Regions from separate parts of the Homo sapiens genome. Here regions 2, 3, 4 and 5 are each linked to region 1. A link is a contact called in ENCODE Hi-C or POLR2A ChIA-PET data. All regions are on one chromosome and are shown on one strand. Each heading gives the region's core, a stretch centred on a gene start or an enhancer-like site at or near the end of the contact. The rest is flanking DNA. Distances are from core to core; before and after follow the strand shown. Region 1 holds the start of ATAD1 (ATPase family AAA domain containing 1). Region 2 holds the start of PANK1-AS1 (PANK1 antisense RNA 1). Region 3 holds the start of IFIT5 (interferon induced protein with tetratricopeptide repeats 5). Region 4 holds the start of LIPA (lipase A, lysosomal acid type). Region 5 holds the start of FAS (Fas cell surface death receptor).

Region 1 (5,016 bases), core at 1,287-3,786:
GCTCCAAAAATTTTTTATTTCCTTTTATACCCCTCACCTCCACTCAAGGATATATACTCCTTCTCTCTAATCAAAAGACCCCAAAGTATTTCCTTTATACGTTTCCCAAGCATTCAAAACTATTCTAATCTAGAATCTAGCTCCAGAGTCAATTGTAAGCATTTTCTCTTTCACCTCTTTTCAAAGGGACTCTATAAATAGCTGGAGTCACTACCATCTGAAAATCCCACATATATTTTCCCTTCAGCGTATCTGTCTAGTATCCTGCATGGGCCATTTACCCTCATTCACCTAGGATTAGTCAAATTCTATCCTAACTTCAAAAATCAACTTTATTTGCTCCATAAAGCCTTTCAAATCACATGAATCTTCGTATTATTCATTTCGCCCTATTACACTATCTTAAAAAAGTCTTGCTTTTGAGATATCTACTCGACTAGAGTTTAAATCCTTATAAACAAGATGTATATCTTATCTACCTTTATAACTGTCACACACAAAACAGACGTTTATAATTGCCACACACAAAACAGAGGCTATTCAAAAATTATGTTCAACAGATAAATTGTAACTGAAGGAAATCTCCCATTCAATCATTGCAACAGTCACTTCTGAAGGATTTCCAAAAGGTTCCACATTTCTCCACTAGGAGCCATTCACTTCACAATAATTAGATTTAATTTAAACTTAACAACTAAATAATTGAAAGCCTTCATTTTGGAGGAAGAAACTTTGGCCTAGGGATGGTAAATGATTTAATTCATTCAATTTGCATTTACTGAACATCTATATATGACGCCCACTATATATTGGATATACAATAATTGTTAAGATATCACCACTTCATTCAAAGAACACACTGTCCGGCTATTATATTAATTATAAAGAAAGCAAAAGAAGCCAAAAAGGAGAAGGCACCTAACTGAAATCTCTCTTCATGGAACAAACCAAAGTGTGCTATCTTCCATCAGCATGGATTCCAAAAAAAACGGGTTACACAATATTTCACTTCTCATAGGAAGTAAAAAACTGACTTTTCTAGTCTTTATTCCACAAAGTTGAAAATGCAGTTGAAACGTGTTATATCACTACGTGGGGTATACTCACAGAGGAAAATAATTTAGACAAGATAAGGGTTTTATTAACCTAATCTGTGAAAAGCGGTGGCATTCCAGTAAAACGTTTTCGTTTTAGAGTTGGTAGTGATAAAACTACCAACCAAGTCATCTACTGGATATTCATTGAACTACATGAACAAATTAGGGCTGTTATGAACACATCCCAGTCATCAAGATAGTAACAACTTTTAATCCCATAAAAGGTCAACACACAAAACCCGTTTATATCCTTCCCAATTCTGAAATTTTTAATGTAATAAAGACTTAGGTCTACTAAGGCCACTTGTAAAATAGTAGTCTACCTTTTTAAATTACTTCAAAATCCTTCAATGAAACTGAAACTTGTTTTGTAGACTGTAACTATATATACTTTATTGTACACTCATGTATCATTCATTTGGTATTGATATACCTAAAATGTAAGGCTGTTACAGCAGCAATACCATCACCAGCGAACATACAATAAAAGCTGCATGCGCATACAACAGCAGGGAGCGTATTTCAATCCTGTATAAACATTAGGTTCAACAAAATGAATACACAAATATGTACATATACGATGATAGTGCTGTATGCAACTAAGAAACATCCTAAAACACTATAACCTAGAGTTATTTGTTAGGCAAATATGGTATCAGGTCGTTTCATTTTAAGTTCTCCATTTCCGAGTGGAAAACCGTGAAATCGTACTACCTCATCTATGAGCAATTTATTGACATGTATAGCATTCATAGCATAGCATTCACTGTAGTATTTCTCTCCTAATTCATTGCAGTATTTCACAAATCGTTTCTCAAACTCAAAAGTCCCAGTTTTGCAGGCATAAAGGCCCTACGAATACAGCCTATGACAATGAAGGCCTGCCAATCTTCACAAAGAGGGCAGGTTATTATTAACATCACCATCTTTTGTGAAAGCGTGCCCGGCCCTGAAGAACCACCTTCGATTTTGCACAAGGTGGTGGCCGCGCCTGTGCGACAATCAGACCTGGTTCATTCCAGCCGCCTTCGTCTAGGTTCGCCTGGTTCTGAAGTCTTCCGGGACGACCTCAAACCCCCACAGTGACCAGGATGCCGACAAAGATTCCCTCGGGAATGGCACGAGTCTTGGGGAAGAGCTAAGCAGACCCTAAGGGCCCAGGCCGGGCCGGACGCCAAGGCGAGGCCCGGGACGCCCTTGGAGGTTAATCCTCTAGATACTAAGGGCTGCGGGGCGCTTGGGGGCGGCACTGAGGTAGGGCGTGGGAGAAGACCGGGGTGACCTTTCCTCCGGGGGTTCCCAGGTCCGAGACGGTCCTTAAAGGACCTCAGAAGGATACGACAACCATCCCATGAGGCCCCACGGGAACCAGCTACTCACCCAGGGGCAGAAACAGCAAGAGCAAGTGCCCTCAGCCGGCCTCACACAGGAAGGAAACGCAACCTGGGAGAGAACGCTTCCGGCGGGAGGCGCGGCGCACTCCCTCCCACGGAGCATGCGCGACCCGCGGTCGCCGGCGCGGAGGGGGCGTGCTCCCAGGCTTAGAAACAGTGAGGGAGAGCAAATTCGCGCACCTGATGTCTGCTTAAGCTACCTGCTAGACTGAGACTTTCTGCGAAGCCGGCGTGTCTGCGAGCAGCACTCGCTAAGGCTCTGCGTTTAACAGACACTACCTTTGGGAAGGCGCTTATCACAAAAAGTCCCTGCCCTTCTCGCGGGCTCGGGGCGCAACCCTGACAAATCGGGCAGCCTTCTTGAGAGTGCAGAAATGCTCTGCGTACCCAGCAAATACATTCTCTCCTTCCCACCACTCTGTGCAAACCCTCACGCCGCGGCTTTGTGTCTGTACTTTAGCCAAAACGCAGAAGCTTATGGCCACCCTCCACTCCTCACCCCTCATCCCTCACCACCTGCCTTTCAATTCTCGGGTGAGCTCACCCTTCTCCCCCATCTCTGTGCTGACAAACACCTCGGGGTGGCGCCTGACAATCTTTCCGCGAAAAGATTTAGCAGCCCACGCCACCAGACTCGGTAGTTAGGACGGAATAGGGCATCTGGTAACAGATTTTGCATTTTGGTGATTTCCCTTTTTCTTTCACCCCTTTTCCTTTCCAGAACGAGCGACGTGACACAAGAGGTCCCAAGGGAGCAAACCTGAAAGCCAGAGCCTCCTGAATACACAAACTGCCGGTGGGCCAGATGACATTAGACACTCCTGAGATACGAGAAGCATCACTTCCTTCAGACAGAGTCGGTGAGACTATGATGTAATGAGAGTTCTCCCTGTGTTCCTCAGGAAGGCAGCTTGTGCCTTTCTACTTGAGGCATCATCTTTGATGGCTAAAGAATTCTGCAGCTTGGCCAGCGCGGTGGCTTACGCCTGTAATCCCAACACTTTGGGAGGCCGAAGCGAGAGGATCACTTGAGGTCAGGAATTCGAGACCAGCCTGGACAACATAATGAGAAATCGTCTCTACAAAAAAAAAAAAAAAAAAAAAAAAAAAACCACCTAAAAATTAGCTGGATTTGGTGGCGCATGTCTGTAGTCCCAGCTACTTGGGAGGCTGAGGTGGGAGAATCGCTTGAGCGTGGGAGATCACGGCTGCAGTGATCAAGCCACTCCACTCCAGCCTGGGCGACAGAGCAAGCCCCTGTCTCAATAATAATAACAATTTTGCAGCCTGATTGTTAACGAATGTTACTAGTTACAAACTTGTAATAATGTGGTGAAGATAATACCTAGTTAATGTCTGCTGGGGTGGGGCAATAAGCTTCTATGTGCTTTACATGCATAACCTAAATATCTCCCCCAAAATCCTCTAAAATAGCTATCATTTTCTCCGTTTTTACAAATGAGCAAATTTTAAAGCTTAAACCTTAGAGAAACTTTTCTAAGTTCATATACTTGGGAAATAAAGGCAACAATTTCATTGGAACATAGGTCTGTCTAATTCATACCTTGTACTTTACGTTTTCTCTTTGAGATGGTAATTTAATACCAGCTAAACTTTAAAATCTAGTTGAAAGTAAGACCATGAAATGCCAAAATCACAAGGCTTTAAAGGATGGGATGAAAGGGATGCATGAATGTTGAAAACTATGATTAAGTTCATGGACAGGAATCAGAATGGAATTGAATACACCCGTGCCTGTTTAGTATTTAAGGCTTTATATACGTGCATGCCTACATTCCTAATTTAAAAAAAAAATGGATGTGAAGCTAGGTTTGGGATTACTAGACTATTTAGAGAGATAGACCTTTGAGAAGAACGGAAAGATTATGAGACGAGGACAATGTTCATTAAAAACAAACAACAACAACAACAACAAAAAACAGAGGCTATCAGTGCTCAGCAGACTTTCAAGAGACTCTCCACTGGGTCCTTGGATGATCCCAAGCTGAATCATTGCTTGGGAGGCTCATGGACACATGGTTTGGCAGGGCTAAAAGGGGGAGGGTCACTAAAGGCAAGAAACAGGTTTTGTGCCCCAATAGGGTAATTATATCCACTGGTAAGGAAAATGAGCTGAGAAATTCAAGATAGTAATGGATTTTCATTCATTTACTGAGTGAAATTGGTTCAACTAAGAGCCTCACCTGCCCTCTTCTAAGGACCAGGGTGACCAGCCTACCCAGTTTCAGTTTGCATGAGACTAAAAGGTTTGCTGGGATATAAAACTGGCTGACAAAGTCTCAGGCAAATCATGAGTCACTCTACTAGAGACATCCTAAATGAATCCTACAATGAAATGGAGTTCCCAGTATGGTTACATCTAGTCTCAATTCATCTGCCTAATATTTGAGGGATGATTGCACAGGAAGGGAAACTGTTGAATAAAGTCACGAGGCTGACCATAAAGAGTCTACAAGCTCGAAAAGTGCTACACCTCACTCCCTTTCCAGTGGTTCAGCCACTGG
Region 2 (5,016 bases), core at 1,039-3,538, 1.8 Mb after region 1:
AAATCAGTGGCACAGCAGATAACTAGTATCATCTAGTAGGAAGAACTGTCAGCTCTGAAGTGTCATAGAATTCTGAAGGTACAGGAAACAGCACTTGGAGATCACCTAGCCTAGCTCCAGCAGTTCAAGATGTGACTTGGTAACTTGGTTAAGATCACACTGCTGCTAAGTAGCAGAGGTGGGTAAAGTACCTAAGGAAACCTGATAGTAAGTAGATAGTCTAAGAAAAGCCTTCCAAGAATAAGTAGAGTGAGGTGATGGCACTTTAGATGAAAAGAGTGGACAACATTCTCCTTTCCTGGTTTAGCAAAATTAACCTGCCACTGGTCTGACTTTTAGATTGTAGGATGGTGAATAGTCTCGGCACTGAGAGGTCAGATTAAAATTTGTTAAATAATCTAAAAATACTGATCTGTTTTATTCCATCCATCATTTTCAAACATGAAGTATTTTAATGTGTATTGTCCTTTACCTACAATACTACAAAATAGAAACACACCTATCCACACATGCATTCCAGGTGCATTTACAAGTGTTAACACTGGCTATCTTAACACACATCTTGTTGGGACAGAGGCCAAACTGTTGTAACTGACCAGGAGGAAATAATTATGTGTCTAGCTTGATGCTTCGCCACCAGCACACACTAAAGTTTGCGTTTAAAGCACACAACTACTCTTTGCAAAAATCGTTCCTGTAAAATCTGTCAGTCATCAGCAAATAGGAATAAGCTTAGAGTATGTAAATACTCACAGAGTACCTAAATATTCCTCTTAGAGTACCTAATTCCTCTTAGAGTAACTAAATATCAACTGATTGGACAATATTCTTTTTATAAAGATATGTGAATGTCAATAGGCAAGGCACAAAGATATTAAGTTAAGCCATTTTTAACTAAGAAATTTTGGTAGTGAAAAGGCCAGATGTGACTCCTAGGAACATGTAAAATTTATTTCAGACATGATTGTTCAAATCTGAGAGAAGAAAACATGGTAAATAATGTAAATCCAATTTTGACGAACCGTTTTTTAAAAATTATAAGTAACAATCGTGGTCATGAAACTTAAAACAACTAGGATTTTTATTCTGTAAGAAACATAAACCACTTTAATTTCTGATACAAAGCACACAGGCAGATAGTTACATTTTCTTGTATTTTAAAATAATTTCTGTGGGTTTGCAAGCACAAGTTAAGGCTCAGGTTAGTTTTTCTCTGTCTTCAAGATATTCCTAGAGGGTGTATTTTCAATTCCTCAGAAGTTATTTCAAGAGGTGTTATATCCTCAATTAAACATAGAAGATTAAGCTAGAAGCTCCCTTTCATTATATTTTAGCTATTTTCATTGCAAACTCTAGTACAATCTGTCAATGTAGATAAGAGAAATAACTGAAGTATAGCTTCAAAATAAGTGAAACAGGTTTATAAATCACAGGTAATCAATATTAAGTCCTGACTTTTAAAATATTAATACTAATGAAAGTCATTTTCTAACAAGTATCAAAAACAAAAGCAAATAAAAATTCAGGTGCTAGATTACAACCTTACACCTTACAACTGTAGCCAAATCTGCTGTTTGGCTTTAAAGTTCCACACAAAATCTTAACCTACAAATTTAACATTTCAAACCCACAAAATACAAGTACCAGAGTCACCCACAGTCATGTCAAAGGGCTTTCCAAGGTCTTAGAAACCTTAATCCAATACAGAAAAGCTAAGAGTCAAAAAGACATAGAAACAGGGAAAAGTGAAGGTGTTATTTGCCAAACATTAAACTTTCACAGAAATCCAAAACCTACTTAACAATTTCCCTATATCGAACAGCATAACCTCTATGCAAATGCAGTCATTTATTAGCATTTACTGTACTTACTTTGCTTTTTGCCATTTATAAGCTTCATTAAAGACACCCACAAAGAAGTAACCAGTTGAATGAGCTTCAGTCAAGAAAAACCAGCTGTAAACTCGACCTACAAATTTACATCCCACAGCGTCCTGTGGGGAAGGTACACTTTACAAACTACCATTATATATACAAGCTTTAGATTGTGAAATAATGCACTTCGGCTTTCTCCGGTGTACATTACAATTACAAACCCTCAACTCAACCTCCCCCTTCGTTGAAAAAAAAAATCCACCTCCAATCCTCATTGGTCCACATAGTTCCGGCCCACATGGTATCAGTGGGTGTGTCCCTCCCAAAAAACCCTCTCATTGGCCGTGAAGAAACAGCTTCTAATAGGCTGTGATTTTGGGGGGTAGTTAAACTCCACGCCTCCAGACTTGCGCTCTCCAATAGACCCGAGACGCTGCTGGCTACTCTGTGATTCAAAGGGCAGGCAACCCCAGTAGGACGCGCTCAGAGAAGCGAGAGGGGTGAGAAAGGAGAGAGCACCCTCGGTGTGCCGCCCACTTTATCCTCACTCCTGGACCCCAGCAAATGTTCACACACCTGCGTTTTCCCAGCCACCAATTAGAAGGGCGGACAGAGCGTTCGCTTATTATATATCCTTGACCTAGGGACCCGCTCAAGCTTCGTGTCCAATCCTCGTTCTACTGATAGAAGCGAGCAAAGGGCAGGCTCAGGCAAAGACCTGTAGTGCTTGATGTCCCCTAGGAAAAGAATCAGTCCCGGGAACCTACTCTGTGCAGTCCCTCGACCGCAGACGCGGGGGCGCACGGGGCGTGCTGCGGCGCCTGCCTCAGCCGCTCCCAGTCCCGGGCCCCGCACGCTGCGTCTGCCTTGCGCCCGCGCTCCCCTCCCAGCGGGACTTACGCGGCCTGTTCTTTCTCCCCGAGTCCATCCTCCTCCGCAGCCGGCATTTCTTGGCCGGGGAGTCATGCTGAGGGAGCAGTGGCTGCGGCTGCAGCTCCGGCAGGAGCGGGAGGCGCTGGGGCGCCGCGTCGCTGCCGCCCACTGGACCCCGGCTGCAGACGTGCGGCGGCTGGACTGGCGGCGGATGGAAGCCGTTGTGCAGCAGCCCGTTCACAGCGGCGGCGCTGGTGCCCACGGGGGCCCCTGGAGAGTGCGGGACCGAGCGCTCCTGCTGCCCGCTGCGGTCGCCCATGCCGGGGGCTGGCGGGGCTGTGCGCGGGCCCCGGCTCAGGCGGCCTCGCTGGAGGTCATTCTCCGGCGTCTTTATTTCCCCGGATCCTCCCTGCGGCTTCCGATTCAGCAGCCGCAGAGCCGGCGCCTGGGGATGGCGAACCCGGCGCTCCTCCCCTCCTCCTGCCGACTCCCCCACCTCCTCTGCGCCCTGCCCCCCGCGCGCCGGCCCCACGGCGCCGGCCTGGAGCACGCCAGCCCCGGGCGCGGAATCGGGGATCCCCGCGCACCCCCAGCCGGGGCTCCCGCCGCCCGCCTTCCCCTGATCCCCAGGCCGCGCGACTTCAAACGCGGCTTCCTCGCCTCCCAGACTGGTCCCCGCCACTGAGCATGCCCAGTCCTGCCCGCCACCGCCACCGACGAGTTTCAACATGGGGAATCAAGTTCTCTGGGCTTGCAGAGAGGAGATGGGCGGGTTGGGCTTTGTATGGCGATGTGAAAACCAGATGGGTCTGGGAGAGACAGCGAAAGGAGCGAACCGTTTCAGGAGGAATACGGGAGGAAGACAATTATTTGCAGAGGTGTCAGGTTTGCTAATCCTGTCCCCAGTGAGCAAGATACCTTTGCAAGGTCATTCACGTTACCCTCCCCGCTTTGTGAGTGTGTGCTTACGCGCGCGCGCGTGTGTGCCTGTGCGTTTGGTTAAGTGACCAAACTACTTAGAGGCCTGAGGGGAGGGAGAACAATTATTTATAGAAAAGTTGGCAGACTTGGGGAGGGAGGGGAGTGAAATTTCTTTGCTGGCACGCACACACACTCAAACACCATGTGGTCTCATGGAGTTGTCTTTTGCAGGGAGGAAACCTAGGAATACAGTGTAAGGACAGTGAAGGACAAAACTGTAGGCAGGATTAATCGGTGCTGAAAGAGATCAAGTAAACAGGAGCAATTCCATGCTATAAAAAGCACTTTCCTCACCCAGAAAGGACTTCAAAAGACAATGTCATGTTATTTATAGAGTAAGGAGTTGCCTCTTCTAAGAAGGGAAGGCGGCATCACGTGGTGACCAGCACTACGAGCTTTGGAGTTAGCACTGGGTTCAAATTCCAACTCAGCCACTGAGCAAACCCAGATAACGTTAATGCTCAAGGTAACACTTCTAGCAATAGGAAACGGGACTGTCCATGCTCACTATGCAGGACTAATTTGGGTGGTGAATACCTTCCCAAAGTTATGCAATCTCTTGAGGCCTCACTTTCCTATCCATAATGGGGCTGTTGTGAGAAAATCTACTAAAAGTACCTGGTACAATCCTGGCACACAGTAAATGCTCAGAAAGCTAGTTTTCCTTATTACGCTATTATGATTAGCAGTTCACCCTTTGTTTCGACAGGGGAACAAACCATGCTTACAGCCGTATTTATTGTGTGATTTATTTTGTGATATTCTCCGTGATTTGCAATTAATCTACAGAGGAGTCAGAGTCTGGCAGGTGCTGGCTGGCTACTGGGTTGCTGGGCCCCTGGGCTTCAGTGCATTCAGCAGCATCTAGGGCTTGCATCTGGCAATTCCTTCCAGCAGAGCCTTACCTAGAATCAGAGCTTGAGAACCATGGGGGCCACTGGAGCACTCTGGTCTATCCACTCTTGCATACTTTTTTCGTATCAGGAAACTGAGCTGCAGACAGATGGCTGAGGTTATTAAGAGCAAAGGTGGGACTAAACTCCAAATCTCAACTCTCTTAGCTTCCCTAACCTTATGCTATTTAAAGACAGAGAAAAAAACCCAGGTGATCTGGCCCCTCCCTACCTCTCCTGCCTCATCAGGGGCTCCCTGTGCTGCCTTCAATTCCTTAAACAACATTCTGCTGTTTCCATTGCCTTAGAGAAGTCTCTTCTCTAAGACCTCTTTTGTCTACTAGACTCCAACTTTAGATCTCCTCTTTAACTTCTCATATTTAGAGAAATGTTCC
Region 3 (5,016 bases), core at 1,466-3,965, 1.6 Mb after region 1:
ACCTCTGGAGTTGGGCAACATGGCTTCTCCCCTTTCTAGGTCCTGTGGCAGCCATCTTGCTGTTACTTGTCTTTGGGCCCTGTGTTTTTAACCTTCTTGTCAAATTTGTTTCCTCTAGAATTGAGGCCCTCAAGCTACAGATGGTCTTACAAATGGAACCCCAAATGAGTTCAACTAACAACTTCTACCGAGGACCCCTGGACTGACCTGCTGGCCCTTCCACTGGCCTAAAGAGTTCCCCTCTGGAGGACACTACACCTACAGGGCCCCTTCTTCGCCCCTATCCAGCAGAAAGTAGCTAGAGCAGTCATCAGCCAAATTCCCATCAGCAATTGGGGTGTCCTGTTTAGAGGGGGGATTGAGAGGTGAAGCTGGCTGGGCTTCTGGGTCAGGTGGGGACTCAGAGAACTTTTCTGTCTAGCTAAAGGATTGTAAACGCACCAATCAGCACTCTGTGTGTAGCTAAAAGTTTGTAAACGCACCAATCAGCACTCTGTCAAAATGGACCAATCAGCACTCTGTAAAATGGACCAATCAGCACTCTGTAAAATGGACCAATCAGCACTTTGTAAAGTGGACCAATCAGCTCTCTGTAAAATGGACCAATCAGCAGGATATGGGTGGAGCCAAATAAGGGAATAAAAGCAGGCCACCCCAGCCAGCAGCGGCAACCTGCTCGGGTCTGCTTCCACGTCGTGGAAGTTTTGTTCTTTCGCTCTTCGCAACGAATCTTGCTGCTGCTCACTCTTTGGGTCCACACTGCCTTTATGAGCTGTAACACTCACCACAAAGGTCTACGGCTTTACTCCTGAAGTCAGTGAAACCACGAACCCACCGGGAGGAACGAACAACTCCGGACGCGCCACCTTTAAGATCTGTAACACTCACTGTGAAGGTCTGCAGCTGCACTCCTGAAGTCAGCAAGACCACGAACTCACCAGAAGGAAGAAACTCCAGACACATCTGAACATCGAAAGGAACAAACTCCAGACACGCCATCTTTAACAACTGTAGCACTCACAGCGAGAGTCCGCAGCTTCATTCTTGAAGTCACCAAGACCAAAAACCTACTGGAAGGAACCAATTCCGGACACACCATCACCTACGTATTAAGCTCAGCATCACTTAGCTATACTTCTTGATGCTCTCCCTCCCACCACCCCCAACTCCAACAAGCCCCAGTGTGTGTTGTTCCCCACTGTGTCCGTGTGTTCTCATCATTTAGCTCCCACTTACAAGTGAGAACATGCAGTGTTTGGTTTCTGTTCCTGCATTAGTTTGCTGAGGATAATCACTGGAAATACTTGCTCTGTATTTAGAGTTCATAAAATTTGCAACTTATAAAAAGCAGATTCGTATACCTAAGTTATTCCAAATGTAAGTTTTCTATTAACTTATCAGTTTTTAAATTTATATTAAATTAAAAATCAGGTTCTTAATAGCCACAGGTGACCAGCAGTTTCTGTATAAGACAGTACAACTGTTAGAAGTGATTGCTTTAAATGAGGCACTCGCTTCAGGCACTAAGTTTTGAGGGGTGGGGTGCCAGAAGCTCAGTGATCAAGGTAGACAATATTTCAATGCAATATGTTTTTAAAAATTCAAAATCAGGCCAAGCATAGTGGCTCATGCCTGTAATCCCAGCATTTTGGGAGGCCACGATGGGCGGAACAATATTTAAGGTTTAGAAAAATATTTGTGCCCAGGTGTTGGAGACCAGCCTGGGCAACATGGCAAAACCCCGCCTCTACAAAAAATAAATTAATTAGCCCGACATAGTGGTGCACGCATATAGTCCCAGCCACTCAGGAGGCTGAGGTGGGAGGATCGCTTGAGCCATGAAGGTTGAGGCTGCAGTGAGCTGTCATCTCACCACTGCACTCCAACCTGAGTGACAGAGTGAGACCCTGTCTCAAAAAAAAAAAAAAAACCAAAATCAATGCAAAAGATGAATTATGGACAGGATATTGAGGTTTTGAATACAGACATTAACTCAATAAGGGTAAGGCCCGTGTCTGTTTTCTTTATTGTTATATTGACAGTACTTTGAACAAAGTCTGGCTCTTACAGTTGTTTGTCAATATTTGCTGAATGAATTCAAAGGGGACAAAATGTTTAAGGTATGGGTGTTTGACATTTTCTGCCTAGATCCCCAATACCACTCTTGTCTTTATTGGGTCCTTATTACAAAGCACCATTGGCGAAGGTATGGAAGAGAAGCAGTCTCCTACAATTGTGGGTAAGAGTGGATTTTTAAAGCTATTTGGCAATATCCGTCAAAACTTAAAATGTATATAGATTTTAGCTCCAAATTTCTCAGTTTACACCCAACAGAAATAACAGCATAGATGTATAGCATTGCAGTGTTGCTTGTTGAATCAAAAGACTGGAGTGGAAGCAGGGACTTAAGTTTCCGCCTGTAATCCCAGCACCTTGGGAGGCAGAGGCGGGCGCATCCCTTGAGATCACGACTGGGTGACACAGTGAGACGCTATCTCAAACAAACAAACAAACAAACAAACAGTTACACGGGCAGCATGCGAACTCAGCGTACTCAGGGAGGCAGATAAAAGCCGAGACCAAAGTGAAGGAGCCCAGCTGCAAATTCAACTCCGAAAGACCCTGGACTCCGCAAACGTCTGGCCGCGGCTCTTGAGCTCTTCTATTAAGTTTCGGTTTCTGAAGCTTACGTTTAGTTTCGATTTCTTAAGTTTCAGTTTCTGAGCGCTCGGCATCTGATTCAATCTCCAGTTTCCTGTTCTTGCTGGGGCTGGGGTCTCTCCTTTAACAAAGACACGCCGCGCGGCCGAGTCCAGGGGCTGCAGAGGCCTGGCGCGCGCACGCGCACGCGCACGCCCACCGCGCGGCTTCCCGCGGTCCCCGGTGCTGAGGAGAGAGCGATCCGAGGGACTGCGCCGCCCGGACGGCCTGCAGAGCGCTGCCATCATGAGGTAAGGGTTTTCCTTTGCCTCTCCTCCCAAGCCCTGCGTCGGCCTTGGTTTCAAACCGGGCTGCTTTTATTCATTTCCAGCGCAGTTCTGCGGCCTTTTCAGGGGCCGAGCCCCTCGCGCCCAGCAACCGGGCATCTGCGTTGGGGACCCTCCCCGGGCGCTCTGTCCCGGCGCGCGGCGTCTGAAGTCGGGCCTGCCGGGGAGGGTGGCCGAGTGGACGCTTCTCGGGAGTCCGGCCCCTCCCCAGCGCCTAAGAAGGCCGGTCAGGGAGGAGGAACAGGAGATGCTCCCCGGGAGCCTGTCCCATCCCTGGCGTCTGCGGTCGGGACTGTCAGGGTATGTGCCGGGCGACGCTCCCCCGGAAGGCCTGTCCACCCATCGCGACCCGACGGCTCTTCTCGGCAGCGGCGACGGTGACCGTGCTGGGTCCGCGGCCGCCGCCTCCGGGAAACTGGTCAGCGCCTGCAGAGCCCCCAGGCGCTGTTCCGGGGGCAGCTGCTACGTGCCACGGGTCTCCTTAGGCCTGTCGCGTGCCTCTCTTTCCAGCTGCCATTCCCTCGGTGTGGCATACGCGGTTTCGCCGCAGCCCTGCAGGCGTCAGGTTCGCCTGCCACTGCCAGTTTGCGTTTCTGATTTCTGGGTCTGAGTTCTTCCCTTCCCAGGAGCTACCTCTGTACCAAGCACAGATTGTTATCGTCCCACCCAATCCGCTGTTTTATGAGGATTTCTTTATCTGTTTCCTTTACTGATTTAGTATGATGGCGTCCTTTTCTTGATCATTTTGTATCCCCAGGGGCTAGCACCCCGCCCTGCACGTGGTTAGTGAACCTTCCGCATTTAATGAGTTGAGGAATGAGATGTTAAGGTCTTGGGCTCTAAAAGCAGATAGTCCCTTGTTCTAAATCCGGACTGAACTCCTACTAGTTGAGTGATCCCAAAGTTTCTCAAACTCTGTGAGTCTGTTCCTTATTTGTAAAAATTAATGGTGTCCATCTCTTGGGACTGTGGAAAAGGACAGTAATAAATCCTATCAGTTGACTGCTTAGCACATAATACTTGCACAATAAATGTTAATTATTCCCATTATAAGTTTAAAAAAAAAGTTTAAGTGCCACCCACACATCTAACTTTATTTTTGAGACGGAGTCTCGCCCTGTCACCCAGGCTGTAGTGTAATGGCTCCATCTCGGCTCACTGCAACCTCCGCCTCCCGGGTTCAAGCCATTCCCCTGCCTCAGCTTCCCGTGTAGCTGGGATTACAGGCGTGTGCCACCACGCCTGGCTAATTTTTTGTATCTTTAGTAGAGACGCGGGTTTCACCATGTTGACCGGGCTGGTCTCGAATTCCTGACCTCGTGGTCCACCCGCCTCAGCCTCCCAAAGTGCTGGGATTACAGGCGTGAGCCACAACGCCTGGCCACATCTAACATTTGTAAGAAAGGAGAGTGCTATCAGGAAGGGGCTTGACAACAACAACAACAACAAAACAACAACAACAACAAAAAACAGAAAAAGACGGTGGCGTGCACCGTATATATGCAGGATGGGGAGGAAAAGGGCTCAGCCCCATTGGGGACTGTCTCCCAAGGACAATGAAAGTCTGCTTCTTCCTAGCAGAAGAACAGAATTACCGAAAGATACGTGTTACCTCTTCTGATGCAATAGCTTCTCTCTTATTAGCTTCCCAAAGACAAAGTTACAAAATTAAGTAGACAAAGTTTAAACAATAAAAATTCTCATGGTGTCCAGTTGTGCATAAATTCCAGAGCCTGGACAAACCACGTCAGTACCTGATTGAATGTCCCTTTGAGATCTTACAACCAAATCCATAATACCTGAGCAGCCCTCCTCATCCTCCTTGGGCTGGGCTGGTAGAGACCTTCAAAACAGGTGTTTGTTTTAGGCAGGGGGCTGGTAAAGCCATGTTGTTGTGGATTTAAGCAGGCTGTAAGGACATGGCATGTCTTGCCCATATTTTTGGTACAATTACACTAGAGAAAGGAACAATTACCAAGGAGCAATTTTACCAGGTTTCCTAGTCAGGATCAGTACTCATAATACAAAA
Region 4 (5,016 bases), core at 1,428-3,927, 1.4 Mb after region 1:
TTCTTGCCCCAAATTATACGTCAGCATTTAAATTTGTCATTCATGGGAAAAAAGTGAAATGAAAGAAAATAGAGCTTTCAAAAGAAACAGAAAGGAAAAATTTGACCCGTCTCTCTCCTTCTGAAATTCTCTAACCATCAAATCAACAAAGACCATCTTGGTTTCTGGCAGTGATGACTCAAAATCACAGCAAAGACCTTGAGGATGCTGAAGGCAAAGTTAAATGCCTCTCCTAAGATCACGCAAGTGGTCAGAGAAAAACCTAGGACTAGATCCCAGAACTTCTACATTTTTAAAAAATAAATAGAATCACTTAAAAAGATGCAGGCATGTATGCCCATACAAAGACTTGTACATAAATGTTTATAACAGCTTTGGGTGTAATAGACAAAAACTGGAAAAACCCAAATGCTTTAAATGGATGATTGGATAAATTATGGTATATACCTACTACTCAGCTATAAAAGGGAAGGAACACAAAAAAATATAGATTAATCTCAAAATAATTATGCCAAAAGAAGCCAGATCAAAATAAGGAAAAAAAAAAGTACTGTCTGATCCCATTCATATAAAACTCCACAAAATGCAGTCTAATCTATATTCACAGAAAGCAGATCAGTGGTTTCCTGGAGAGAAGGGGCAGTAAGAAAGGATCACAAAGGGGTATGCACAAATAATATTTTGGAGGTGATGTACAGGTTCATAATATTGAATGTACTGATGGTTTCACAGGTGTGTACACATGCAAAAACTTATACAATTGTACAATTGAAATATGCCATGCTATTGTATGTCAATAATACTCCAATACAGCTGTTTGTTTTTAGTTTTGTGTTTAAACTGAATATTCCACAAGTCTTAAGAAATTGATTCTCAGGAGATTGCAAAAGTGAACTGACTCCCTTCTGTTGATGGAATTCCTCCTGGGATTATTTTTTTCCAAGAAGTAGTGAACTCTGAAATTCTTTTCTTTTTTCTTTTTTCTTTTTCTTTTTCTTTTCTTTTCTTTCTTTTTTTTTTTTGAGACAGTCTTGCTCTGTCCCCCAGGCTGGAGTACAGTGGCGAGATCTTGGCTCACTGCAAGCTCCACCTCCTGGGTTCAGGCCATTCTCCCGCCTCAGCCTCCCAAGTAGCTGGGACTACAGGCGCCCACCACCACGCCTGGCTAATTTTGTTTTTGTATTTTTAGTAGAAACAGGGTTTCACCGTGTTAGCCAGGATGGTCTCGATCTCCTGACCTCGTGATCCGCCGGCCTCGGCCTCCAAAAGTGCTAGGATTACAGGCGTGAGCCACCGCGCCCGACCGTGAACTCTGAACAGGAGCAAACGTTATCCCCTTCAGTGTGCATTGGCAAAGCAAGGCCACTGCTTCTACTTACAACTTTGTACTTCTTCATGATAGGAAGGATTGTACAGCCCCAGGCTATTTTTTATCATAAATGCAACCTCCCAAAAGTCCATTATTACTAGAGAATAAGGAGTAAATTGAAAGGGAAAAAATTAAAGGAATTACCACAATTGAAAACAGAATAGCATCTGCAGGAGCTGCTTTCATTCAGCGGTTTTCCTACAGAACCTGTATCAACCGCCCAGAGGAAGGTCCATGAGAGTAACAGCTAAAGCTACTCAGCTGAAAATCTCACCCAGTTAAGTTTTCCTTCCAACACAACACTACATACTTAGTATGTTTTTCTCAACATACTAAGCCAAGCAATTCTTACTAAGAAGGAGATACTCTGAAAATCTCGAAGGAGGGGGGAAAAAAAACCTTCCAGGCTGAATTAAGTGTGCTTTTCTGGGCTGTATTAACACCTTTATCTCAGTTATTTAGACTTTGTAACAATCTGACTCAGCTTTGTACCCCCAGGACCAAGCAAAGTGCCACGTATATATTAGATGCATAGTACAGATTCTGAAAAAAGATAAGAGCAGTCCAACAGTTCAGTGGCAGAAGAAAAGGCCCCAACGCAGCATGCTATTTAACTTTCTAATAACAACAATTATTACGACTCCCATTTAAGCTCTTGCGAGGCGCCAGCCACCGCAGGCAGCGCTTCTGATCTACTGTCAATTACTCCTCCACCGACCCTATGGCAGTACCATTAATTCCATTTTTCAGGAATCTGAGGTTCACCCAGCTGAAGTACTGGAAGCAAAGTGTCAGCTGTTTAAAAAGCAGTATCGCTGGGACTTTAACCAGGATTGATGCCCAAGTCTGCTTTCGACCACGCCGTTGGCTAACAAGAGAGGTAGGATGGGATGCCTGGAGGAGCTAAGGGGAGAGCACGAGGATGCAGAGAGAGGAATCAGACATCCCTGCTGTCCTCGCGGTCCAGGAGCACTGGGCAGCTTCACTGACCGGAGACCGCGCCTGTCCAGGAAAGTGGACAGCGCCCAGGGAAGAGAGTGGGCTTCTCTCTGAAGTTGCTCTCTGAAGTTGCCCTGGTTGATTGGCAGATGCCTTGAGCCAACGCCCGCAGAAAAAGCACCCGCAGGCACCCCAGGCAAGACTCGCTGGGTCCAAACGCAGAGGGTCTTGCCGGCCGGCAGAGCCTCGGGGCGCGACCCTCCCCTTGCTGAAGGCACCAGCTTCCACGCCGCACCCGCACCTGGCAGCGCCGCGGCGCCGGCACTCTCACCTGGAGCTGTCCTGCCGGGCCGCTGTCTCGAGTCGCAGTGCCAGCTCTCAGGGGCCGGGGTGCGGATAGGGGACCTGCAGGGGGCCTGGTCTGCCTTGTCGGGAGGGCGGATGCCCACCACCCTCGGACTATTTGTTCAGCCAATCAGAGCAGCCAGCCACCGGGAAGTGCCTCGGAGACTCCGCCCCAGACCAGCGCTGCCGCTTGCCAGCCCCCCAGTTGACCCCATAGAGCATGCGCCGTAGGCGTTTCTAAGAGATGGAGCCCGTCCTCCGCCTCGCAGGCTGGCAGGTCCACAGCTCTACCAGCGCGTCGCCTACGCATGCTCTCTTAGCAAAGGCTGTTTTAGGCGGCCTTCTGCTCCGCCCCCGAAGCTCCTGCAGGGCTGGCACCTTCTGCGCCTGACAGAGAGCATGTGGGCTCTATAAATGAAAGTGAATCATGGGCTCCATTTAAAGCGCTTATCATTGTGCCTGATGCAAAGCAATCTTGCTGCTTTAAATTTTTTATTATTATTAAAGATTTGTTAAAAGAGGAAACAATATTCAATATGTACATATTATTTATTAATCATTTTCTAAAACAAAGATTTTATTGAGCACCTACTAAATGCCAGGCATTAGTAAGACAGTGGAGGTATAGAAACCAACCAAACAAGGTTCCTGTTCTCTTGTATATATTCTGATGGGAAGAGACACATCATGAATAACTATATAATACATGAGGTGGTGATAAGTGCTATAAATAACAACAAAAACAAACAAACAACAACAACAACAAACAACAAGGGGCTGGGCACAGTGGCTCACGCCTGTAATCCCAGCAGTTTGGGAAGCTGAGGAGGGCGGATCACCTGAGGACAGGAGTTCAGGACCAGCCTGGCCAACTTGGTGAAACCCCATCTCTACTAAAAATACAAAATTAGCGGGTGTGGTGGTGTGTGCCTCTAATCCCAGCTCCTTGGGAGGCTGAGGCAGGAAAATGGCTTGAACCAGGTAGGTGGAGGTTGCAGTGAGCGGAGATCATGCCACTGCACTCCAGCATGGACAACAGAGTGAGACTCCATCCCCCAAAAAAAAAAAAAAACAGGGATAAGGAGGATGATATGTATATGGTAATCAGGAAAGGACTCTTATGAAGTGACACCTGAGCACAGGCAAGGAGGTAGTTAACAGCCTTAGATACTGGAGAAAGCACATTCTGGGTGAAAATAGCAGGTACAAAGGCCCTGTGGTAGGAATATTCCTGGTGGGTCCTAGCCAGAGTGGTGAGGTCTTTGAGGCTAAAACAGAATGTACATAGTAGAAAGTAATAGAACATGAAGTCCTAGAAGTCTGGTGCCTTGGGAGCCACTTGTCAAGATCTTACCGTGTCTTCTGAGTAAGATGAGAAGCCAGTGTAATATTTTCAATAGAAGGGCAGCATAATCTAGTTTAGAAAGATCATTCTGAACTACAGAAGCAGGGAGACTAATTAGAAGGTGTATTAGTCTGTTCTCATGCTGCTAATAAAGACATACCCAAGACTGGGTAATTTATGAAGGAAAAAGGTTTAACTGACTCACAGTTTCACAGGACTGGGGAGGCCTCACAATCATGGCAGAAGGCAAAAGGCTTGTCTTACATGGCGGCACATGTGAGAGAAAGAACCAAGTAAAAGGATTTTCCTCTTATAAAACCATCAGACCTTGTGAGACTTATTTACCACCACAAGAACAGTATGGGCTAGACTGCCCCCATGATTCAGTTATCTCCCACCGGGTCCCTCCCACAACATGTGGGAATTACAGGAGCTATAATTCAAGATGAGATTTGGGTGGGGACACAGCCAAACCATATCATTCTGCCCTTGGCCACTCCCAAATCTCATGTCCTCACATTTCAAAACCAATCATGCCTTCCCAGTAGTCCCCCAAAGTCTTAACTCATTTCAGCATTAACTCAAAAGTCCATAGTCCAAAGTCTCACCTGAGACAAGGCAAGTCCCTTCCACCTATTAGCTGGTAAAATCAAAAGCAAGTTAGTTGCTTCTTAGATACAATGGGGGTACAGGCATTGGATAAATACACCTGTTTCAAATGGGAGAAACTGGCCAAAATGAAGGAGCTAAAAGCCGCATGCAAGTCCAGATCCATCAAGGCAGTCATTTCTTAAAGCTCCAAAATGATCTCCTTTGACTCCATGTCTCACATCCAGGTCACACTGATGCAGGAGGTGGGTTCCCATGGTCTTGGGCAGCTCTGCCCCTGTGGCTTTGCAGGGGGACCCTTCCTCCTGGCTCCTTTCACAGGCTGGTGTTGAGTGTCTGTAGCTTTCCCAGGTGCACAGTGCAAGCTATCGGTGGATCTACCATTCTGGGGTCTGGAGGACAGTGGCTC
Region 5 (5,016 bases), core at 402-2,901, 1.2 Mb after region 1:
CATCTCACTGGGCTATAATGATAAGTATTAAGTAAGGAAGATCCACATATGTGAGTTGCTGGCTTATAATTCACACTCAAGAGATACTGATTTTGTCAATTGTCCTTTCCCCTTTTTTTCTCTCTTCCCTCCTTCCATTCCTTCTTCCCTTACCTCTCCTTTCCTTCCCTCACACCCCTTTTCCTTCCTTCTTTTTACATTTTTTTATTTAAATGAACTTTTCATTTTGGAATAGTTTTAGGATTTCAAAAAATTTGCAGAGATAATACAGAGAATGCCCATATACCATCCTCCTTATCCCACTTCTTTTTGTGTCTATTAGATGCTCAGAGTGTGTGCACAAGGCTGGCACGCCCAGGGTCTTCCTCATGGCACTAACAGTCTACTGAAAGGTGGAACAGAGACAAGCCTATCAACACCTACAAGACTGGTGGTAAGTGCAGTGACAGATGCAAAACACAGGGTGATGGAAAGCCCTCAGGAGGGTAACCTAACCTAGATTTGAGGGCCCAAACAGGCTCCAGAAGAAAATGTCAACTGAGAGGAAGCCTGAAGGATGAACAGTGGGCTAAGCAAAGGGTTATTAATGTGTTATTAATGGGTTGAATCTAATTGGGAAGGGAGAGAGGTTGCAGAGTGAGGTGCAGAGCTTGGTGGACGATGCCAAAGGAATACTGAAACCTTTAGTGTGTCCAGTCTGGAACTGCATCCAAATTCAGGTTCAGTAATGATGTCATTATCCAAACATACCTTCTGTAAAATTCATGCTAAACTACCTAAGAGCTATCTACCGTTCCAAAGCAATAGTGACTTTGAACAGTGTTCACCAGAGCACGAAAGAATTACAAGATTTTTTTTTAAAGAAAATTGGCCAGGAAATAATGAGTAACGAAGGACAGGAAGTAATTGTGAATGTTTAATATAGCTGGGGCTATGCGATTTGGCTTAAGTTGTTAGCTTTGTTTTCCTCTTGAGAAATAAAAACTAAGGGGCCCTCCCTTTTCAGAGCCCTATGGCGCAACATCTGTACTTTTTCATATGGTTAACTGTCCATTCCAGAAACGTCTGTGAGCCTCTCATGTTGCAGCCACAACATGGACAGCCCAGTCAAATGCCCCGCAAGTCTTTCTCTGAGTGACTCCAGCAATTAGCCAAGGCTCCTGTACCCAGGCAGGACCTCTGCGCTCTGAGCTCCATTCTCCTTCAAGACCTCCCCAACTTCCCAGGTTGAACTACAGCAGAAGCCTTTAGAAAGGGCAGGAGGCCGGCTCTCGAGGTCCTCACCTGAAGTGAGCATGCCAGCCACTGCAGGAACGCCCCGGGACAGGAATGCCCATTTGTGCAACGAACCCTGACTCCTTCCTCACCCTGACTTCTCCCCCTCCCTACCCGCGCGCAGGCCAAGTTGCTGAATCAATGGAGCCCTCCCCAACCCGGGCGTTCCCCAGCGAGGCTTCCTTCCCATCCTCCTGACCACCGGGGCTTTTCGTGAGCTCGTCTCTGATCTCGCGCAAGAGTGACACACAGGTGTTCAAAGACGCTTCTGGGGAGTGAGGGAAGCGGTTTACGAGTGACTTGGCTGGAGCCTCAGGGGCGGGCACTGGCACGGAACACACCCTGAGGCCAGCCCTGGCTGCCCAGGCGGAGCTGCCTCTTCTCCCGCGGGTTGGTGGACCCGCTCAGTACGGAGTTGGGGAAGCTCTTTCACTTCGGAGGATTGCTCAACAACCATGCTGGGCATCTGGACCCTCCTACCTCTGGTGAGCCCTCTCCTGCCCGGGTGGAGGCTTACCCCGTCTTAGTCCCGGGGATAGGCAAAGTGGGGCGGGCGCGGGACGCGTGCGGGATTGCGGCGGCAGCGGCGCACGCGGGCACCTGGGAGCGGCGGGCTGCTGCGGGAGGCGTTGGAGACTGGCTCCCGGGGGCTGTTAGGACCTTCCCTCAGGCCCGGGTGCTCAGAACGCTGGAGGACTTGCTTTTCTTGGGCCTTGATGCGAAGTGCTGACCCCGCTGGGCAGGCGGGGCAGCTCCGGCGCTCCTCGGAGACCACTGCGCTCCACGTTGAGGTGGGCGTGGGGTGCGGACAGGAATTGAAGCGGAAGTCTGGGAAGCTTTAGGGTCGCTGGAGGGGGACCCCGGTTGGAGAGAGGAGCGGAACTCCTGGACAAGCCCTGACAAGCCAAGCCAAAGGTCCGCTCCGGCGCGGGTGGGTGAGTGCGCGCCGCCCCGCGGGGGCGGGGAGAGAGCCTGCAGCCTTCAGAACAGATATTGCTCATTTTCTGGCAGTTCTCAGACGTAGGAAATAAGTCAGCACCGAAGCAGTGGTTAAGCCGGAGGGCTCGGAAGAACGGCACCTTTTCTTTCTCGAAAAAGTTATATGGGGGCTGAATGAGCTTCTGGAGGCTTGTTTACCGTTTTTTATTGTCACACAGAAAAAGAAACTGCCTTGTCTCCCTTCCGGGAATTCTCTCTTTAAGACTGTAAGTCGCTGCCTGAGTGGTTTCATTTTGTTTTGTTTTTCTGCCCTTCTCTTTCTTCTTTTGCCCTTTCTTAGCTTGCACTCCCATGGTGATTTCTGCTTGGTCTCCTGCTGGGGTTGGTGGTACTCGTTCCCACCGCACAGAACCCGGCGCCTATTATTGGCCAAGAAACTTGAGCAGCCTGTTTTGAAAAGTCCCTCGCTCAGAAATGCCAGCTTGCAGATGGCTAATCAAAGAGACGTGGATCCAGGAGGCTCATTTGAGTACCGGAGCCTCTGAGAGTCCATGGATTTTTATTTTATTGGGCCCCAACAAAGTGCCAGGCATAGCGAGAGAAGTGTTTACAAATGTGATCTCCGCGGATTCTCACGAGAGCCATGTAGTGGGGAAGATAACCACATCCCCATTTTACAGATGGCGAAATGAGGTTCAGAGAGCTTCAGTAATTCAGCCAAGATCACACAGCTAGTAAATGGGAGATATGGGATTGAACTCAGATCTAATTCCAAAACTCAGGCTGTTCGCTGATTGCATCTGATATCCAGATTACACCAAGAGGCTGAGATGTCTGGGTCCATTTTATGATTAGAAAAAAAAATCCTGTTCCTTTCAGAAATAGTGTGCACTATTTGGGATTCTTTAGAAACTTCCTTGGAGAAAATTAATGATTCAAGATTGAGAAAACATTTATACAACCTCAGGCCACACTCTTCTCTCTCTTGTTATTAACCATTGCACCACTGCAATGTTGGCTGCTTTGAAAATCTCATAGTTTTTGGACAGCAGTATTAGTAAAGTGTAAGAAAATTGTCAAAGCTTGGAGCTATGCTTGTTGAACTTTTGTACCAATAGCACCTTTACCAGAGGCTGCGTGTTTAAAGCCCGAAGAAAACTTTGCTTTTCTGAAAGAATACACACACACACGCATATGTAAATATTCATACATTTATGTATATATACATATTATAATACCTATAAGTTAGGTATAACTTATATTTGTATATGATATATGGCCTAGGAAATTAAGGCTTATTAAATAAAATTTATAAATGCAGATGAGTCAAATACAAAGATCAGACATAACTCTATCACCTAAGTAATCATTGTTTACGTTTTGCAGTTTATCTTCCATTTCTCCCCTCTAATATGACTCTTTTAAATTTAGTTACACAGAAATTGGTTTTGCGCTCACGACATGCCTAACATCAGGCCTTTATCCTTAAAGAAGTTTCAACACTCTTGTGTCACCTCATGTGTCTACAGAAAATGTTTGCTTTTATGCCTTCACGGTTATGTTTTCTTAGTAGTAGCAATAAATAAAATAGATGCAAAGTGCTAATTACTTGGAATACAGAAGCAAATTTTAATTCTATTAATGGGCTGGACATAGATGGGTGGGGAGCTGTTTTCTGCTTTTCCCCTCTTCCCCTAGTCCTCTGACTCTGGTGATAACTATAGTCAACAAGTATCCCCATCCTTAACCCCTTTTGCTTCTCTTTCTCTTTCCTTCTCTCAACCTTCCTGGTGTTAGTTTTCTCTTTCCTATTTCTGAGTGTTTTTACTCCGACACTTACAATAAAAAAGTTTGAAATCCCAAAAAGTTGACAAATTTCTAAAGGAGACAGAAAAAGAGTCAAACTTACTTTACAAATTAATTTGAGAAATAGCTGTGGGTTGCATTTTTTTTTTTTATTGTGCATGACCCTGTTATTGGCCAAGAAACTTGAGCAGCCTGTTTTGGAAAGTCCCTCGCTCAGAAATGCCAGCTTGCTAATTGAAGGGATGTGGATCCATGAGGCTCATTTGAATTCCGAAGCCTCTAAGAGTCCATGGATTTTTATTTTATTGGGCCCCAACAGGTTTTGTCTTGCATTATTTAGGACATTGGCCAGGCAATCACTGGACAGCCAGTTTGCTCTCCTTTACATTTTGTAGAATGGTTATCTTATGGTCAAAGGAAAGGGAGAGGGCCTTTGGAAAATAAAGCTGTGTATTTACAAGCAGTCATACAGAATAGTTTTGTGGGGAAAATAAAGAACAGTTATTTAATTTGTAATTTAATCATTTTTCTTAAACCAACCCAAAGAGCATAAAATGGAATATTTATTTATTTTTGTAGCTTAATTTGTAATTTAATAATTTTTCTTAAGCCAACCTAACGAACATATTGGGCTGTTTATTTTCATTTTTAATGGGCCATATTTACATCACAAAGGACTTGAGAAGTCTTACAAATACAATAAAATGATAAAATATGAATTAAGACATTAGCAACCAGGATGGAAAAACACAAATTTGTAAATGATGGCCAGGTTTGCAAGCAAAAATTAAATTGATAAATGGCAGCACCCCCACTACCAGCTATAGTTAGACTGATGAAAAATCCTCTAATGTTCATGCCTGAAATACAGTTACCACCCTTAGCAGCAAATTAGAGGCAAAGAAGTTCTGGAATTTGGACGTTGTCTCTGAGTAAGCTCTTTGAGACACTGGACAAGTAATTTCCTTCTGAATACTCTTATACTGACACATAGGA

Evidence for each region. Hi-C counts contacts between places; a loop is a spot of excess contacts on that map. ChIA-PET counts read pairs that join two places held with the same protein, here RNA polymerase II (POLR2A). Pooled maps may share reads with other maps.
Region 2: a loop to region 1 is called in a map of naive thymus-derived CD4-positive, alpha-beta T cell, with 8 times the contacts of the local background. The contact joins the promoter of PANK1-AS1 here to the promoter of ATAD1 in region 1. A Hi-C loop is called at or near these places in 2 of 168 maps with a recorded cell type or tissue (CD4-positive, alpha-beta memory T cell and naive thymus-derived CD4-positive, alpha-beta T cell) and 9 of 50 pooled maps. POLR2A ChIA-PET finds 5 or more read pairs at or near these places in 2 of 52 experiments (CD4-positive, alpha-beta T cell and activated B cell).
Region 3: a loop to region 1 is called in a map of B cell, with 12 times the contacts of the local background. The contact joins the promoter of IFIT5 here to the promoter of ATAD1 in region 1. A Hi-C loop is called at or near these places in 3 of 168 maps with a recorded cell type or tissue (B cell, CD4-positive, alpha-beta memory T cell and naive thymus-derived CD4-positive, alpha-beta T cell) and 8 of 50 pooled maps.
Region 4: a loop to region 1 is called in a map of CD8-positive, alpha-beta T cell, with 10 times the contacts of the local background. The contact joins the promoter of LIPA here to the promoter of ATAD1 in region 1. A Hi-C loop is called at or near these places in 2 of 168 maps with a recorded cell type or tissue (CD8-positive, alpha-beta T cell and naive thymus-derived CD4-positive, alpha-beta T cell) and 8 of 50 pooled maps. POLR2A ChIA-PET finds 5 or more read pairs at or near these places in 1 of 52 experiments (CD4-positive, alpha-beta memory T cell).
Region 5: a map of natural killer cell shows a loop between it and region 1 (8-fold over the local background). The contact joins the promoter of FAS here to the promoter of ATAD1 in region 1. A Hi-C loop is called at or near these places in 4 of 168 maps with a recorded cell type or tissue (CD4-positive, alpha-beta memory T cell, OCI-LY7, naive thymus-derived CD4-positive, alpha-beta T cell and 1 more), 2 of 37 single-sample maps with no recorded cell type and 14 of 50 pooled maps. POLR2A ChIA-PET finds 5 or more read pairs at or near these places in 3 of 52 experiments (MCF 10A, activated CD4-positive, alpha-beta memory T cell and naive thymus-derived CD4-positive, alpha-beta T cell).

The regions. Positions count from the first base shown.
Region 1 is chr10:87,815,690-87,820,705 of GRCh38, forward strand. It overlaps ATAD1 (ATPase family AAA domain containing 1), which reads right to left and starts at 2,537. Exons shown (of 10, transcript NM_001321967.2): 1 at 2,478-2,537. It also overlaps the pseudogene CFL1P1. RefSeq lists a silencer at 2,635-2,684.
Region 2 is chr10:89,641,826-89,646,841 of GRCh38, forward strand. It overlaps PANK1-AS1 (PANK1 antisense RNA 1), which reads left to right and starts at 2,289. Exons shown (of 5, transcript NR_184344.1): 1 at 2,289-2,374. PANK1 (pantothenate kinase 1) reads right to left here and starts at 3,417. Exons shown (of 7, transcript NM_148977.3): 1 at 2,775-3,417. The coding sequence starts at 3,066. RefSeq lists silencers at 2,191-2,240, 2,941-3,420.
Region 3 is chr10:89,411,853-89,416,868 of GRCh38, forward strand. It overlaps IFIT5 (interferon induced protein with tetratricopeptide repeats 5), which reads left to right and starts at 2,716. Exons shown (of 2, transcript NM_012420.3): 1 at 2,716-2,951. The coding sequence starts at 2,947. It also overlaps a transcript of LIPA not described here. RefSeq lists enhancers at 2,573-2,882, 3,493-3,592, 3,693-3,762.
Region 4 is chr10:89,249,098-89,254,113 of GRCh38, forward strand. LIPA (lipase A, lysosomal acid type) reads right to left here and starts at 2,678. Exons shown (of 10, transcript NM_000235.4): 1 at 2,640-2,678. RefSeq lists enhancers at 1-36, 2,705-2,764.
Region 5 is chr10:88,989,147-88,994,162 of GRCh38, forward strand. It overlaps FAS (Fas cell surface death receptor), which reads left to right and starts at 1,652. Exons shown (of 9, transcript NM_000043.6): 1 at 1,652-1,760. The coding sequence starts at 1,731. It overlaps FAS-AS1 (FAS antisense RNA 1), which reads right to left and starts at 3,829. Exons shown (of 1, transcript NR_028371.1): 1 at 2,276-3,829. It also overlaps a transcript of ACTA2 not described here. RefSeq lists a silencer at 348-397 and enhancers at 805-1,316, 1,317-1,827, 1,968-2,377, 2,508-2,587.